Regions from separate parts of the Mus musculus genome. Here all the other regions are linked to region 4. A link is a loop called in an ENCODE intact Hi-C map of the cell type or tissue named here. Cell type or tissue: left cerebral cortex. All regions are shown on one strand. Region 1 holds the start of Chrna7 (cholinergic receptor, nicotinic, alpha polypeptide 7). Region 2 overlaps Otud7a (OTU domain containing 7A). Region 3 overlaps 4930554H23Rik (RIKEN cDNA 4930554H23 gene). Region 4 holds the start of Otud7a (OTU domain containing 7A).

Region 1 (2,500 bases), 230 kb after region 4:
CTCTGATGTTTTTTTTTTTTTTCCTTCTCTCCTATCTTCCTGGCAGTGAATGCTTTACAGCTCATTCCTTCACCAAGTGCCTGCTTTGTGATGTTCCTGCTGTTGGACATAGGATGAGGAGTACCCAGGTGCCAGATATACACCCAACTGTTTGCCACATGCCTCTGCCTGCTGTCCCCTTCCCATGTGGAATACTGGGTCTCCTTTGACGGGAGCCCTGGTCAGTTGTCTGTCTTTTGTTTTTTTGTTTTTGCTTTTTTTTTTAAATGAACTTTCTCCCAAAACAGTTTTCCCCCCTTTGCTCTTAACCTGAAGCTGTGAAACCTTATACCAACTCTTTATACTTCTATTAGTAATCAACATGGGAATCCTTCAAGATACTCATTTCCAGGGTATTGCATGCCACTGCTCCTGCAAACCAAGCAGCTGGAGTCACTATCCCCTTCCCACCACTTCCAGTTTAGTCACTTTTTTTTTTTTTTGATAAGCCTGTCCCTCTTTTTTAGTGTTGTACTTTCTAACCCATTGGAGCAACAGTCTGATGACACAGGTGTTATGGAGTCTGTGGGAAGAGAGGATGGATTCCGCTAACGGAAACCAGAGTAGTCATCAAGGTGTGCTTTCTGTACTTCCGGGGACAAATGGGGTAGCCTAACTCACTTCTGACTGCTCTCATTAGTACCATCCTCCCAATATGGCAGCAAGGAAGATACCTCTAGACCAGGGTCTCTGTGGCTGATCTCCCTCAGTCCTTACTTGTTCATTTACTGTTCTTTGAATCAAAGAGGCCGACAGAATCAAGTTTTGGCTTGTCTTTTCAGAAAGGGATTGGAGTTAATGTTCCAATTTTCTGAATCTGTTTTAAAAGAAAGTGAGACTAGGTCAGGCTTTCTGCTGATAAAGTATGTTATGCCTCAGGAAGGAGCTAATCGCTGGAAACACCAGGTCTTGCAGGGAAAACATAGGCTTACTCCTGCGTGGTCTACCTTGTCTGGCTGGAGAAACTTCTGAGTTTGCGATGCAGATTCTGGTACCAGAGAGAGTCCTGGAGGACTGGGTCTGAAAACTGTTACTGGTGTGAGTACAGAGCACAGTTGGTAGCAGGAGCAAGTAGCTCGGGGTCAGAGGCCATCAACTAGCTGAGCAGGGATGCAGTTCCCGGGGCGGCCACGGAGCTGCGCGGCTCAGAGAGCGCTCGCGAGGCGGGGGCGCGCTGTCACGTGTGGGGGTGCGCGGCGGCGGCGGGCGCGCGCAGCGCTTTAAAGGCGCGGAGGCGGCTGGAGCGGCAGCTCGGCCCCGGCGGACGGCGGGACACGGCGGCTGCTCCGGCGACATGTGCGGCCGGCGGGGAGGCATCTGGCTGGCTCTGGCCGCGGCGCTGCTGCACGGTAACCTCAGCGCGGCTTCGGCCCTACTCCCCGCGGCGGGCTCCGGGGAGCAGACTCCGGCGGGCAGGCGGGCGGGCGGGTGGTCCCGGGTTGCGGCTGGGCGGCGGGGCTGAGATGCTCTGGGGCGGGGTGGCGGCCCCGTGCTGAGGCCCGCTGGGCGCTCTGCTTCCTAAGTGTCCCTGCAAGGCGAGTTCCAGAGGAGGCTGTACAAGGAGCTGGTCAAGAACTACAACCCGCTGGAGAGGCCGGTGGCCAACGACTCGCAGCCGCTCACCGTGTACTTCTCCCTGAGCCTCCTGCAGATCATGGATGTGGTGAGTCTGGCGGGGCGCTCGGGCCACACACCCTCCTGTCCCGGACCAGGTTGCGCTTCGGGCAGGACCCCCAGCCACCTGTGCATGGGTACTTGGGTCGCATCTTTCTTTTAGCTAGAAACTCCCGGCCAAAGTGTCCTAAGCTGGGAGTCAGTAGCAGGAACAGGCTTCCTTGGTCACTTTCAGACTCCCTTAGAAAGAAAACTAGTGCAGCTCTGCGCCCGGAGCCCGGAATAGTTTAGATACTTACAAGCTTTTCTTCCTCTTTAGTGACTGCGTAGTGCCTTGGTGGGGGCCTGGCTTTTCGGCTGCCAATCTGTTTGGGGAGAAGGCCAACTGTAGGTGTCTAGAAGCGTTCCCATTAGGGGGATGGTCATTGGTTTTATTTTGTGGAGACGACAGTTGTGGGCGATCCTTTTTGGAGAATTCCAGGCAGCTAGTAGCAGTCCTCTGGACCCCTTGCAGCAAGCCACACCCCTGCAGTATCTGTGACAGCTTGGTTTTTTTCTTCTGCCAGCTGGGCTACTTTTTACGATTTTTTATAGGTGGAGTCTTCCAAATGATGCCAATACTTAGAAAGTGTTCCAGTGTCTGTTCTCTAGGTGGGTAAGGCTGGAGCAAAGGGATTTTTGTGTTCATCAGGAGAAACTACTGTGAGCAAAGAGGTACCAAAAGAACTTTGGTAAAGTGGCATGGCAGGTGGTACTTCCCACTCCTGCCCTCACTCCTAGGCTGTTCCTTTTAATCTAGTTAGTTCTCATGATGAATGGCTTCTCACTTCATACTATACCCGTTAAA
Region 2 (2,500 bases), 110 kb before region 4:
TGCTGGATAGAAAAACTTTATTATCTTTGTGACAACAAACATTTTGTAAAACAGTTTTCCAGGCCCAACTTGAGACCCAACCCATGTGTAAACACCAGTCCCCAACACTATTAATGATACTCTGTTATGCTTGCAGACAGGAGCATGGTGTCCTGAGAGACTCCACCCAGCAGCTGACACAGAAGGACACCCACTGCCAAACAGTGGATGGAGCTTGGGAACTCTTATGGAAGAATAGGAGGAAGGATATCAGCTCCCAAAAAAGATAGGAATTCCACAGGAAGACCAAGAGAGTCAACTAACCTGGACCCTTGGGGCTCTCAGAGTCTGAACCACCAACCAAAGAACATACATGGGCTGGACCTGGGCCTCCCTGCTCATATGTAGCAGATGCGCAGCTTGGTCTTCATGTGGGTCCCAAATAACTGGGAAGGGGGCTATCCCAAAAGCTGTTGCCTGTCTGTGGGATATGTTCTTCTAGCTGGGCTGCCTTGTCGGGCCTCAATAGGACAGGAAGCATCTAACTTCAAGTGCCATGGTGGGGGGATATGCAAGAGGGGCCACACCTGCTCAGAGGAGAAGGGGAGGGAGTATGGGGGGAATAATTGTGGAAGGTAACAGGGAGTGGGGCAGTGAGCCAGATATAAAGTAAAAAATATATGTATTATGTATGTATATGTATATATGTGTAAAAATATGTAAAAAAATAAATTAAAGAAAAGGTAACAGTTTTTCAGGGAAATCAAGTGCATCTATTGTTTCAAGGAGGGGACAAGCAAGAGGTATTAATGCCCCAGATGTGGAGCATCTTGGAGGTGTGCAGGGGAACAGGGCTGAAGTAAGAGGGCTGAAAGCCAGGAGAGAGGAGCTCACCGTGAATGGTGCACCATTCTGTGTAACTAGCATCGTGGCAGTATTGAGAGGTGAGGAGTTTGGTGGAGAATAGAAATAAGAGCACACACCTGTTCAGCATAGGGGGAGTAGCTCCAGCCACCCTCACCCTCTGTACTTGAGAAGCAAAGACACTCAGAGAAGAGAAAGAAAGCCATTGCCTGATCTGTTCTGAGCTAAGGCATTACAATGGAGCAGGGCAGGATCCTTAGCTCCCACAGTCCAGGAGGACCATCTGTTGCAACAGCTTTCCTCTGAGGTCGGTTATATTAGCTGGCTGGTGCTGTGAATTGCCTTGAGAGGCAGAAATCTAGTACTTGGACCCCACGTGGTGATGTTTCCTGGGCCTGTACACTGAGGTACCTGCTGCCTGTCCGTGGGAAATCCAGACGCTGCAGCCTCTTGGGTTCAGGAGAGTGCAAGCAACAATAAATCCAATGGCTTGCATTCACTCGGGACAGAGTCACAGTCTATGAATAGCATTCCATCTGGAAGACTATTCCAATTACTCCTCTAGATGGCCTCCAGGTTCCTTCAAAACAATCTGCTCCCATGTGGATTCTAGACTCCCTTAAATGCTACCCTGTCTGGGCGCAGCGACTACGTAAAGTTGTCTCTAGGGAAGACAGTGTATGCCAGGAGGGACTTTAGAATTAGCTACATTCCTGGGAGCTGCAGGATTCAACTCCGTAATTTCTGGATGGATTCTGGAAGGTTCTGGGGCATGAGTTATCAGCACAAGACACTTTTATGTCAAGTGCTCTGGATCAAGTGGCTTGAGAGCTCTCTAAACCACTAAGCACGTGGGGCCAATGTGGGAAGCTGATAAATGCCTGCAGCTTGGTCAATTTCTGTAAAGATTACAACTTGAGTTGTAATAGCTTTCAGTCTGCAAAGTCATGCAGTTCAATACTGAGTTTCCCGAATTGAGTGTCTTTGCAGAGAACAACCGAATATCTACTCTTGCTCCACTTTTCAAGGTAAAATAAAACAAAACAAAACAATATAAGATAAAAGCATGTCTTGAAAATTGTCACAGCTCATTGCAAAATCGAGAAGAAAATAGCAATGCCAGCACCCTTTAGCCTTTTTATTAGTTAAATACTCAGTGTTGTCGTTTCTAGGGCAATGTTAAGGTAAGTGTGTGTGTCCTTCCCACATTACAAAGGCAACTAGAAAGCCCCACATCTGTTTAACAACAGCACTGGAACATCTCCTATGGGCGGGCCCTTCTGGGGATCCATGAGGATCGGTCGGCGGAAGAAGCAGAGTTCCTCGGGGCTTCTTTTATACCCACAGCATTCATTCCCTGCACAGGATGCAGAAGATGGCTGGGTACTATGGTTAATAATGTAAACAGGCCAAAGGGAGAGCTGAGGCATGTAGGAAGACATTCAGAGCAGGTCTCACTGAGAAAATGCTTCTTTTAAGATGAAGGTCCCTGAAAAATCCCTGTCTGTACTCTGCAGACCGAGGACAGATTAGGACTCAGTTGGAATGGTATAGATTGACAGCCACAGTCATTCCCTAAATAACTATTTATCATCCACCTGAGTATCTGACCTAGCATCTTCTTGAATGTCAGGCAACATTTTTGGAGTATATTTAA
Region 3 (2,500 bases), 99 kb after region 4:
GACATCCCCAGAAAACAGAAACAAGGTCTTCACACAACAGTAGAACAAAAGAGAACAACCTAAAACAATTAGGATCTTCATAACACCATTACTCTTTTTTTATTAGATATTTTCTTTACTTACATTTCAAATGCTATCCCGAAAGTTCCCTATACCCTCCCCCAGCCCTGCTCCCCTACCCACCCACTCCCACTTCTTGGCCCTGGCATTCCCCTGTACTGGGGCATATAAAGTTTGCAAGACCAAGGGGCCTCTCTTCCCAATGATGGACAACTAGGCCATCTTCTGCTACATATGCAGCTAGAGACACGAGCTCTGGGGGTACTGGTTAGTTCATATTGTTGTTCCACCTACAGGGTTGCAGACCCCTCAGCTCCTTGGGTACTTTCTCTAGCTCCTCCATTGGGGGCCCTATAACACCATTACTCTTAACCTTCCCCAGCAGGCCCTGCCTTTCAAAATGCTTCCCAGAACATGGACTTTCCAATACAAAAGCTTGGACACATTTGGACAGCAGTGTGTGTGTGTGTGTGTGTGTGTGTGTGTGTGTGTGTGTGTGTGACCCAGCTCTTTTCTGGTGACCTTTGTGTGTATTTCCTGATATGACTACTTCCCTAGAATACATAGCTCATGACCCTCTATAAAATTACTCTTTAATATCTTGTATTTACAGTGGTCAATGTTTTAAACATGTTTAAAAACATATTTACATTTGGTCTTTAAAGGCCTGGACTCTTATAAACACAGTGTTATTTATGATAGATCTAGGAAGCTCACAAACTCTTACAAAGCTGGTTAAACTTGGCCTGTTCTCATATCCACACCGTGGAGAACTCAGTCTTTCGTTATCCACATGCCACAGTTTATTTCTCTTGTTCTTGCTATTACAACTGCCTATGCCCTACTGCTCTCAGTGCACTATGAAGCCCATTGAGCAGCAGCATCTCTCAGTTGTATCTCCAGGCTTAGCCTATCTATCCTAGCATACAGTCACATGCAAGTCAGCACTCAGTAGTGTTTGGTTCAGTGGAGTCTTCATCTTCCTGGATAACTCACCTGTTTTTCTCACCTCCCATTCTCCATATGGGCCAAGAGGCCCAGAGTCTTCGAGGCCTGAGTGTCTCTGACATTCTCTAGCTTGTGTCTGTGAACATGTGCGGATATTAGTCATCTTATGCAGAACAGGATATATCTGTCACTTCTCCCCATGTGAAACCCTCCCTTCAACAGGATTTATTTTAAGAACTGTGTGAGAAGAGATAATTTCACAGGCAACCCTGTGAAAATCCAGTTTGTCAACATTAAATTCCTGTTTCATCTGATTGTTCTGAGCGCTTGATCACCAGGGGGCGCTATTGATCAGGAGGCTCACCCAGTCCCCGCTGCTGACTGTAGGGCTGACTAATGAAGCTATGTGACCATGCAGGTTCCCTAACCTGTATCTTGACAAAATAGGCGAGTGTTGTTTGCATCATATTGAGAAGCACGCTGTGTCCATTTTTGACTGGTGGTAATCTTTGACATCCTGCGTGCTGGGTGGCCACTCTGGTCCTGACTCACTGTTTCTGAAGTGGCTGGGCTCAGCCAGCTCTTCACTTTTCTCTAGATAGAATTGAACCACATCAGAGGACTTTTTTCTTTTCCCTCACTGATACACAGAGAAGGAGTAGGGTGTCTTCCTCCTCCACACTCTGGGGCGGCTCAAATTGGGTGAGAAACGCCACGGGTCTGATTCTATGCTGCCTCAAGCTGTGCAAAGTTCTGTGCATCAGCTGGGAGGAATCGCACCCCTTCCTCCACACACCCACACCGGGAGTTTCTATAGCAACTTTGGAAGAGGAATTTCCAGGACTGCAGATCCTGTCACAGTAACCCAGTGCAGGAAGAGAGTGTGGTTTGAGGAGGGAGCTAAGGAGCCAGAGCCTAGAGCAAAGCTGGCAGTGTGGGGTGATGTTCTACAGACAGCCAGGATGCTGAGGGGCCAGGAAGTCTGGTCCAGTCCCTCCTGGCTTCCAAGCAACTGGCAACTCAGAAGCAGTTCTTGAGCATCTTGTAGATAATAATTGCACTTCAAAGGTGGTTACAAGGATTAAATGGGGGAGCTTTGTAGGCTTCTCATTTGATCTTTTCTGAGAATCCCTGCAGGCCAGGCCACAGTTGAGTCCAGGGGAGGGCTGCTTGTGGGTGTCTGTAGAATAGAAAGGCAGTTATACAAGTGGATAGCTTGATGAAGAGACAAAAATATGAATATCAAAGCATTCTAGCCACAGAGATGATGTTTTCTCTCCCACTTTTATATAATGACACTATTTATGGTAGAAAGGTTTCTTTTAGCTTTTAACTCTGTTTGGACCCCCAAAGGAACCTTTCAACTACATACCACTCCACATCACACATAAACATTCTAAATCTGAAAATCAGCACGCTTGTCTCTTAACACCTAGGTAATGAGCATTAGACATTTATTCCAGCCGCGAGTCTATATTGCAAGCTTCCTACA
Region 4 (2,500 bases):
ACCGCTGTGAATAAGTTTGACATTATCAAGAGGTCAGAGACTATGATGTACACATTGCTCACTCACTGGTGGCTGCTCCCTCTCCTCCTCCAGCAATGGGGGGGGGGGGGCTCAGAAGTTTACTTCCCAAAGGTACATCTGCTACCTAATCTAGGCACAGTTGTGATTAGTATGTAGCCAGACTCCATGAAGTAATGATTTGCATTCACGATCACCCTGAACACCAAAAGTCTACAGTAACCACTATTTCCAGGGTTCCAGATTCAAACCTTCCTGTGGCATATGGCACTAAGTTCCTTGCAAACCCAATATGATCACACTAATAATTTAAGGCATCCTTATTTTAACCAATTAGGAGGTGCCATTAATTATTAAATACAAAAACATCAATACTTTGGTCTCTTATTAGATCTCCTTTTGATACAACAGGCCTAAGTAGATGTTCGGACTGTCTTGGGAACTAGCTTTCGGCTGTTCCCATAAGAGCAGATACTAATGGCATACTCATATAATCAAATGAGGGCATGCTGCTGGCATTTATTGAGGAATTTTCTTCCAGAACTTGGTGTGCTGTGTAGATCTTAGGCTCTCATATTCCTTGAACGCTTTGGATAGGTCTTGGGGTCTGGTGGGACACACAAGTGCTAAAAGAGCCCTAGAGTAACCAGCACCTCTCCCAGGCACACCCTAGACGGGGATGTTGGTGATGGAGGAACCCTTCAGATTCACCTGAAGCAATCAAGGCCTGCAACGACCCTGCTCTAGTCCCATTGTCTGCCTTTGCCTGGACACACACTAAATAGATTTTTTAAAAAAAAGAAGTGTTTCCCATACAGGTCATTTTCATTAACAGAGATAAGGCAAGGTACAAGCATGTACTGCCATACCTGATGGATCTGTGTGCTCTGGATCAGCTGATTTCCAGACCTGTAGGGACACATTTTCTTTCAGCCACTCTCTCAAATGTACTAATCTTCAAGCCAACAGAATAAAAACTGCACTTTATGAGGTTTTCGAGTTTTGAGCGCAGAGAAGCAAATTCGATGGCTAAGATTCTCAAAGAGCTGCAGTAGCTGTACCGGTCGGGAGGAGGGTACACTTGAGCGGTTATGTCCAATGAAGGAAAGTTTTAGTTAATGATGACATCACTGACATCTCCCAAATTTAAAGGAGCACTTAAAGCACAGCAGATACAATTTTCCCCCTCCAGTGAGGAGATACTAGGGAAGGCCTCTGGGTTCAGAGCCAAATTGCATCAACCCTTCGCAGCTGGCCAGTCAGACCCAGAGAAGTACGCGGGGGCCACCGTGACCCACGTAGCCATAGCCCCTGTGCAAGCCGCCTCAGGCGCCGCTCTGAGCTAACCCTGCCCTTCGGACCCCCAACGCGCCCCCACGGACCGAGGGCCCAGTCCCGCGCGCTTGCCATCACGTTCCAGTGCGGAACCGCGAAAAGGGCCAGGAGGCAGCCGCCGGAGCCAGCGGGAGCGCCGCGCCCTACCCTCGCCCGGCTGAAGCCGGAGCCGGTGCCCGTGGCGCCCACGAGATCCCGAACTGTTCCCGCAATGCAGACGCGCAGTGTGAGCCCTGCGCCCCCAGCGTCCTGCAGCCCCTGCCCAAGCCCACTCGCCTCCCGGCCAAGCGCAGGGCGACCCCGCGCCGCGCGCCCCATCGCACCTGCCCGCTGCGCCCGGCCCGCCGCCCGCCGGCAGCACCGTGGCCAGCGCCGCTTACCTGCCGCGCAGCCCGCCGGTCCGCCCGCAGCGCCGCAGTCGCCGCTAGCCGACTTCCATCTTCCCTGGCTTCGGGAAAACCAGATCAGCTGTTCCGCTCGCGCCCAGCCGCGGCCCCCTCCCCAGCTGCCGCGCGGCGCCCGGGCCTCTCCTCCCCCGCCTTCCTGGCTGCGCCGCGCTCCGCCCCCCGCGCCCCTCCGCTCCGCCCGCGGTCGCGCGCAGCGCCCGCCTCCCGGCTCCGTCCGCGGCCCCGAGGCGCGCGCCCTGCCTTGACGTCACCGCTTCCACCGTGCCCCGCCCCCGCCGAAGTGGTGCGGGTAGGGGAGCGCGCGTGCTCGTGGCCACCGTTGGCCTCGGTCGCGCCGAGCTCTGCGAAGACGCGCTAGGACCCGCTGTGTCCCCATGCACGCGCTCCCATGTTTGCCCCCTTAGGGTGTAGCCTTTTGAGGTTGTCCCTGGACTTAGGGAAACCCACCCTCCCCTCTGCCCTGCTCATCTTTTCTCTAGTGGTCTGCATTCACCTTTGGTTTCTTTCTCTGGGCTGGCTCTCTTTTTCTAAACACCCTAAACTTTGACTGTTTCCACGCCCCTCTGACCTTCCCCTATTTCTTTCCCCATTAATAATGTTTACATGACTGTTTTAGACGTTTCCTCCGTGGTGACTGTTTAAGACTTTTCCTCCAGCCTGATATCAAGTGGATGCCACTGCTTTCTGCCCTCTCATTTAACCGTCTTGGTGTAGCTTTTGCCTGTTAGGTTCAGAGCTGG

Evidence for each region. Hi-C counts contacts between places; a loop is a spot of excess contacts. Peaks named below come from ENCODE experiments on the same cell type or tissue, not always from the same donor. Only the 100,000 strongest peaks of a DNase experiment are listed, where the experiment ranks them.
Region 1: a loop joins it to region 4, with 5 times the contacts of the local background. A loop is called at or near these places in 2 of 42 quality-filtered maps.
Region 2: it touches region 4 in a loop (2.6-fold over the local background); 3 of 42 quality-filtered maps call a loop at or near these places.
Region 3: it touches region 4 in a loop (6-fold over the local background); 5 of 42 quality-filtered maps call a loop at or near these places.

The regions. Positions count from the first base shown.
Region 1 is chr7:63,211,310-63,213,809 of GRCm38, reverse strand. Chrna7 (cholinergic receptor, nicotinic, alpha polypeptide 7) reads left to right here and starts at 1,284. Exons shown (of 10, transcript NM_007390.3): 1 at 1,284-1,388; 2 at 1,563-1,702. The coding sequence starts at 1,334. In left cerebral cortex, a CTCF peak has its summit at 1,158; DNase peaks (open chromatin) are centred at 1,216, 1,726 and 1,879; H3K4me3 peaks cover 1,427 bases; H3K27ac peaks cover 463 bases.
Region 2 is chr7:63,555,240-63,557,739 of GRCm38, reverse strand. All of the region lies in intron 1 of Otud7a (OTU domain containing 7A), which reads right to left. Among named protein-coding and RNA genes, the nearest start is that of Otud7a, 110 kb to the right of the region's middle. In left cerebral cortex, a CTCF peak has its summit at 1,385; DNase peaks (open chromatin) are centred at 1,173 and 1,383; H3K27ac peaks cover 1,478 bases.
Region 3 is chr7:63,345,114-63,347,613 of GRCm38, reverse strand. All of the region lies in intron 9 of 4930554H23Rik (RIKEN cDNA 4930554H23 gene), which reads left to right. Among named protein-coding and RNA genes, the nearest start is that of 4930554H23Rik, 98 kb to the left of the region's middle. In left cerebral cortex, a CTCF peak has its summit at 1,347 (motif pointing right); DNase peaks (open chromatin) are centred at 1,166, 1,311 and 1,766; H3K27ac peaks cover 1,707 bases.
Region 4 is chr7:63,444,161-63,446,660 of GRCm38, reverse strand. It overlaps Otud7a (OTU domain containing 7A), which reads right to left and starts at 1,889. Exons shown (of 14, transcript NM_130880.1): 1 at 1,734-1,889. 4930554H23Rik (RIKEN cDNA 4930554H23 gene) reads left to right here and starts at 2,132. Exons shown (of 10, transcript NR_131089.1): 1 at 2,132-2,500. In left cerebral cortex, a CTCF peak has its summit at 1,105; DNase peaks (open chromatin) are centred at 1,178 and 1,964; H3K4me3 peaks cover 2,413 bases; H3K27ac peaks cover 1,942 bases.